2 separate regions of the Homo sapiens genome follow, and region 1 is linked to region 2. The links are chromatin contacts, found by Hi-C or POLR2A ChIA-PET in ENCODE. All regions are on one chromosome and are shown on one strand. Each heading gives the region's core, a stretch centred on a gene start or an enhancer-like site at or near the end of the contact. The rest is flanking DNA. Distances are from core to core; before and after follow the strand shown. Region 1 overlaps PDE8A (phosphodiesterase 8A). Region 2 has its middle 26 kb from the start of PDE8A.

What was found. A loop is a pair of places that touch in the nucleus more often than their neighbours do. ChIA-PET counts read pairs that join two places held with the same protein, here RNA polymerase II (POLR2A). Pooled maps may share reads with other maps.
Region 1: a loop to region 2 is called in a pooled map, with 2.2 times the contacts of the local background. The contact joins two enhancer-like sites. A Hi-C loop is called at or near these places in 1 of 168 maps with a recorded cell type or tissue (head of caudate nucleus) and 4 of 50 pooled maps. POLR2A ChIA-PET finds 5 or more read pairs at or near these places in 1 of 52 experiments (OCI-LY7).

The regions. Positions count from the first base shown.
Region 1 is chr15:85,099,457-85,102,615 of GRCh38, reverse strand. PDE8A (phosphodiesterase 8A) reads right to left here. Exons shown (of 22, transcript NM_002605.3): 10 at 2,550-2,601; 11 at 2,418-2,460. Among named protein-coding and RNA genes, the nearest start is that of PDE8A, 120 kb to the right of the region's middle. Within about 2 kb of position 1,820, at least 4 of the 41 ENCODE cell types and tissues checked have a DNase peak (open chromatin) inside an H3K27ac peak, as active enhancers do.
Region 2 is chr15:84,953,872-84,957,128 of GRCh38, reverse strand. It overlaps a transcript of SLC28A1 not described here. Among named protein-coding and RNA genes, the nearest start is that of PDE8A, 26 kb to the left of the region's middle. Within about 2 kb of position 1,613, at least 3 of the 41 ENCODE cell types and tissues checked have a DNase peak (open chromatin) inside an H3K27ac peak, as active enhancers do.

The DNA.
Region 1 (3,159 bases), core at 571-3,070, 150 kb before region 2:
GCCTGCCTCAGCCTCCCAAAGTGGTGGGATTACAGGTGTGAGCCACTGCGTCCAGCCCTATGGTACTCTTCTTAAGAGTTAAAAAAAAAAAAATGCTTACAACCAAGTAAAAGCCCCCTGTGAACTTGTGGTGTAGGACTCTCCATAACAGGCCCACACATGCTGCTTTCTACTCTGACTCCTCCAGCCCCTGCAATCTGGCTTCTGCCCTCGCCATTCTCCTGAAACTGCATGTCTGCAGGTCACACACGAGCTCTTGAATGCAAAGCACAAGTTTTTATCCATCTCTGGCTCCATATCCCCCTCCCTCCCTATGTGTGCTTCAGCCCTGACCAGTCTTGATGCTTCCCGTTCTCCCCGCCTTCAGCTTCAGCAACGCTCTCCAGACTCCCTCGTCCCTCTAACCCCTCTTTTCCTGCTTCTGTTTCCTCCTTCTCTGGAGGTGGGTGGTCTCTAGGAATCCACCTCACCCCTCCTCTCCTTTTCTTGCTGTTCTCTTCCACTGTAATCTCAAAGTTTCCATTCCCCTTTACCATCCCTGGTTTCCATCACTTCCACATCTGTGCTACTTGCTAATGCTTGGCTGGCCAGAAACATTTTCATCTCTAGACCTAACCTCTTTGCAGAACACAGAAGCCAGCACTCAGCAGGTACTCAACAGAAATCTGTAGAATAAATGGGCAAAGGGGTGAACAAACAAACCCACCTGACTGCCCACCAGGACCTCACAGGTAGAGCTCTCCACATTCATCCTCCCCAGCCCTACTGCTACTGCCTGAATCTCCAGGCTCAGAAACAACCTTTTCAAGGACTTTCTTGCTTTTCTCTCTCTAGTCCCACACCATCATCACATCTGGTCTCTCTTCTCTCTTCCTACTGTCATCACCTTATTATTCCCTGGCCATTGTTTTCTTTCCTCTCGACCATGGCAATGCTGGTATTCTTCTCTCTGGTGTCTCCTTCCATGTAATCTTACATACATGCTCTAAGAGCTTCTCAAAGCTCAGATGTCATCACGCTGCTCCCTGACTCACAAATCCTCAGACTCCCACTGTCCACAGATGAAAATGGAAACTTCCCACCTAGCATTTAAGGATTCTTATTGACCCAAATACCTCTTTCCCCATTGACCTTTTATACAAGTCAAAATTTAGTACTTGCTTTTTCTGGAACATGCCCTGTACTTTCCCCCTTCTATGCCTGTTTTTATTGCTGGAATGCTTTCCCGCTCACATTTCTTTTCTATTCAAATCCACCTCTCCCTGTCTAGAAGACTACCCACTGCCCTTTCTCATTCCTGGGGATCACTTCTTATCACTTGCTGTGTTCCTTTGTGTCAATGTGTCTCTCTTTTCAGACTAAATCTCTGATTGCTCCTGGGGCACCCATAAAAACTGTGCTTCAGAGCCCTAGTGTCAGTCCTCCTGGATTCAGGTGCTAGCTCTGCCACTTCCTAAATGGAGATCCTTGGGCAGATTACTTAAACTTTCAGTTTCCTTACCTGTAAAGAGAATTTCACCTAAAAATGCTTACCTCCTTGAGTTATTCTAAGGCTTCATTAAAATAAGCTGTACCTAAAGCACTTAGGACAGGTATCTTGTACACATTAAGTGCTCACAAAAATATGTAGTAAGTGTTTCTAGAATGAAAGAATGAACTGTTCTGGTAAGGCAGAAAGCATGTCACCAACAGCATGAAGGGAAGTCTTCTCCTTAGAGGCTCTTACAGACCACATGGGCAAGCAGAGCACACTACTCAGGCAAGGCAGGGTGGCACGCCAAGTGTCTACACAGACACTTGACGGAGCACCTCCTGCCTGAAGCTGGAGTGGCGCTTCACCATCCCAGCCCAGCCCCTTCATCTGTGAGGGCCAGAACAGGAAGTGGCTTGCTGAAGTCATGACACGTTTGAAGGAAACAGGTGACTCCAAACCAGGGAAATGCATTTGCAGTAAGAAAGCTATGGGGAAGAACAGATGGTGTCCAAGGCATGGTTAAGAAACATAGAGGTGAGGCAAGTGCGAGGGGCCTGGCTACCTCCCTGCAGGCTGGCAGTGGTAAGTGTCAGGACAGATGAAGACATCCCTGTTAAAGGACTGTGGGATAAACACTCAACCCTCTTAAAGTATAAATCAGGTTATAAAACCACACTTCACATGAGTTCATGCATTTCAGTTGACCATTTCTTTCCCTCGCAGGCTCAGAGACCCGCCCCAGGGCACCCATCAGAATGCTCACAAGCGCTCAAGTCCTCTGTACAAGTGACTCATAAGCCAGCCTGGGGAGTCAAGGAGAGAAATGTTGCCACAGTCTGAGGAAAATCCCACCATTACACCAGGCAAGCTAGTTAAAGATCTGTTTTTATTTTTTTTCTCCAAAAACTCAATGAACTCTAAGAATAAATACGGGGCACCGTACCTGTATGAGTGTCAGACTGAACACATTCGGATATTTTCTCAGCCTAAAAGTGAATTTTAAAAGCCATTAGTTCTGATTGCTGAAAATCTTGCTGGGGTGTTCCTGGGGCCCCGGGGGGCTCTCCTTACGTACCTTATTGTTGCCATTGCACACTCTGATAATGGACACATAGTGTCTAATTTTTCTGCAAGTAAAAAACAATGCATTATTTCTCTTCTGAGTCTCTAATTTGATGGATATGTCGTTAATTTTTCATTACGAAAATGGCACCTCCCTTTTGCAATACACAAAACGCTCTGAGAACATTTCTTCTCACTGTGACCAAGGCCACCAATAAATAAAGAAGAGATCACAAACATCCTTTGGCGTCTCTGTACAAGTGACTTCAGTAAAAATGACAAAATTCTTCCCAATTAATCATGAGACAATCAAATATACATATTTTTTAAAATGAACTGCATGTTAACCAACTGAGAGCCTTTAGTTCCTTAACATGTTTTTATTTTCACAACCCTTTACATTGATGCTTTTCTTCAAGTTCCAACAAACAATCTGCTCACGGTCACTGGTGGCCACAGCCGCGGGCCACACTGGGAGTTGAGGTTCACACTGAACGTGGTTAGCTAGATGTCTAAAACAAAGCAACGAGGGCTTAGCTCAGAGGCTGCTGACTCTTCTCATTTATTTATTGTTCCTTCAGTTTTTTCACTTTTTCCCCTTGATAATCAAATCCCTATATACT
Region 2 (3,257 bases), core at 364-2,863:
GGGTAATTTTATAGTATATCATTATATGTCAATAAAGTTGTTTAAAAATTAAAAATAATTTTCTTAACAAATTTGGGAAGAAATAATGACAGTTAAAAAGAAATCTAAGCAACAAAAACAAAAAAACAAGGTATATGGATTTGAAAATGCATAAATTTTTCACATTTTAACATTTCTGATATGGAGATGCATCCTACAAACAATGGAGTGTCACAGTTTAGTTGGGAGTGTTCTTTCTTAGTGGTACATAAAAAATGGCACATCTTACTGTCTTAAATTAGAAGAATTATGGTGATATGTTCAGAAGGAACAAGATGTGCAAGAGGCCAGGTGCAGTAGCTCACGTCTGTAATCCCAGCACTTTGGGAGGCCATGGCAGGAAAATTGCTTGAGCTCAGAAGTTTGAAATCAGCCTTAGCAACACAGGAAGACCTTATCTCTATTAAAAAAAAAAAAAAAAAAGTAAAAATTAGTCAGGTGTGGTGGTGTGCGCCTGTAGTCCCAGCTACTCAGGAGGCTGAGGTGGGAGGATCTCTTGAGCCTGGGAGGTTGAGGCTGCAGTGAGCCATGATTGTGCCACTGCACTCCAGCCTGGGTGACAAAGTGAGACCCTGTCGAAAGAAAAAGGAAAGAGAAACAAAGAAAGAAAGAAAGAAAGAAGGAAAGAAAGAAAGAAAGAAAGAAAGGAAGGAAGGAAGAGAAAGAAGGAAGGAAGGAAGGAAGGGAGAGAGAAAAATGCGCAAGATAGGAAATGTAATGATAATATGCTCCATGGCTCACCAATGCACAAGTCTTATAGCCATAATCAGACAGAAACACATTAATGGAATACAGCTTTTTCTGAAAGTTGTATATTACCATGTTGGGAGGAGAAAGGGAGGACAAATGGAATATGGGGTGGTATGAAAGAGTTAATGCTTCATCTTCTGTAATGGGGAGTAAAAAGGCACTATCTAAAATCACTAATTTGAGAAAATAGCAGTATGGATGCATTACTTAGAAATATGGATGTAAGTAACAGAAATGACTGAAAGAGTTTGAAGGGGAGAAGTCAGGGATGGGGAGGGAATTACCGAAATGTTTTCCTGTTATTGTTGCTGATATAACTATGGTACCATTTGACTTTAAAAATCAAGTATCTGTTGTACTTTGATTTGAATGGAAGGGAAAAAGGAAATGTGGAGAGGGAAGGAGGAAGTTGGGGGTTCGCTGTGGATCCTATCCCTTGATCAGGAAGGCTGGGGTCAATGCCCCTACCTCAGGTCCAATGGGAGGGAAAATTGAGCCGCACCTAGGGGGCTGCATTACACAGAGAGTGACTCCTCCTGTCCACAACCCTGATAGGAGTGCAGTGGGATGGTAGAGCCTGCCAGGAGAATATGTTTTCAGATTCTATCCTCCTTCAGAGGCACCGACCTCCCCCACAAAAGGGAGAGGCTCCCAGCAGCAGCCAAAACGAAGCCCTCCTGGGGCTCTGTGCTCTGCAGCCTCGCAGCCAGGGATCCCAGCTGGGGTGGGGTCAGCCACAGTCCCGCTGAACCAAAGAAACCCAGTCTTCCACTGCTCCGTGAGGAACTGCTGTGGAGGCAGCCACCAATGCATCCACCCCACCTGGTGGAAGAAGGGAGACTGCAGCGCGAGTGTTCCAAGAGCTTCTGTATTGGGAAAAATCATGACTTTGCTACTTTACTGATGCAAAGCGTTCCTCAGTTTCATCTTCTTGTATTCCAGATGCTTCACGGTCAGACATCTTTGATTGCTGTTCTGAGGCTCTTCCAGTTATCTGTTGCTATGGAATAAACATCCCAAACCCGTTGCATAAAACCACTACCATCCATTATGCTCTCGGATTCACTGTCTCAGGAATTTAGATGGGCACCAAAGGGGATGGCTTGTCTCAGTTCCATGATGTCTGAGGCCTCAGTGGGGAAGATTCGAATGGCTGTGGGCTGGAACCACCCAGAGGCTTTTTCGCTCGTGTCTGGCACTTGGGCTATGATGACTTGCAGGCTGGGCTCAGCTGGGACAGTTGACCTGGTGCCTACATGTTACTCCTCCAGATGACTTGGGTTCCTCACAGCGTGGCAGCCACAGAGCAGGGAGAACTCTTTCTTTGTGGTGGGTCAGAGTGCTAAGAGTGAGTGTCCCAGCGAACAAGACCAAAACTGCCTGGGCTTTCATGACCCAGCCTCAGAAGTCACATGGCATCATTCCTACCATGCCGTCTTTCTCAAAGCAGTCACAAGCCTGCCCAGATTAACAGGGAGAGGACATAGATCTGACTGCTTCATGGGAGGAGTGTTAGAAAATTTGCAGCCATGTCATAAAAATACCACAATGACTCAGTATTATTAATTAAAATAAAAATAATGTAAAGTATTTTACACATATCATATACCTGTTTACTAGGCAGATCAATGAGGAAGCCAACGTGCTACAATGGTTAAGTATCTGGCATTAAAACCAAACAGAACTGGGTTCAAAACCTGGCTCAGCCGCTGAACTGTGTGCCCTTGAGCAAACCACTTCACTTCTCCACGTCTCAGTTGCCTTGTTGGTAAAATGGGGATAATAATATCTACCTCACATAGTTTGTTTGTTTTTAAGGATTACACGGACAGCATATGCAAATAACTTGTCTCACAATAAGCATTCAGAAAACGTTAGTCCCTTTTTCCCTAAATTATTTCAAGCGCTACATTTCCATTATTTCTATTATCTCAGATTTTTGAAGATATGCTATCATTTGAAATCTTTATAGATAAATGGAAAGAATGGTTGCTTTCATCAGGAAACAACACCCCCGATCTCGTGGGAAACTGCTCCTCCTTCCCTTTCTGTTCAAATAGGAGCTGCCAGCTTCTACCTCCCTGGTCACAGTGATTGCTTCAGGGGTGGGCAGAAGAGCCAGGCCACACTGATCACCCTATCCCATTTTCTAGGCCTCAACAATGGGTCTGGAGGAGGGCACACGTCCCTGACAGATCAATCACATTCTTGGAGGTTTGCTTTCTTTGCCACAACTAGCTATCAGGAAAACAAGCTAATATATGAACCCATGATTTTCTGATGGCCATGGTCCAGTCTTATGGAGAAATCCAATTCAGTAGAAGGAGGTCACAGTGCAGGAAGACACAAACACAACAAAAGCAGGAACTCAGCGGTAGGCAGAGCCCTAGAGTCATGAAGTCCCCAGGCCCAGCTGCCTGCAGCTACACCCTCATCCCTCCTGGTGCCCATACATTCCTCTTCTCCTA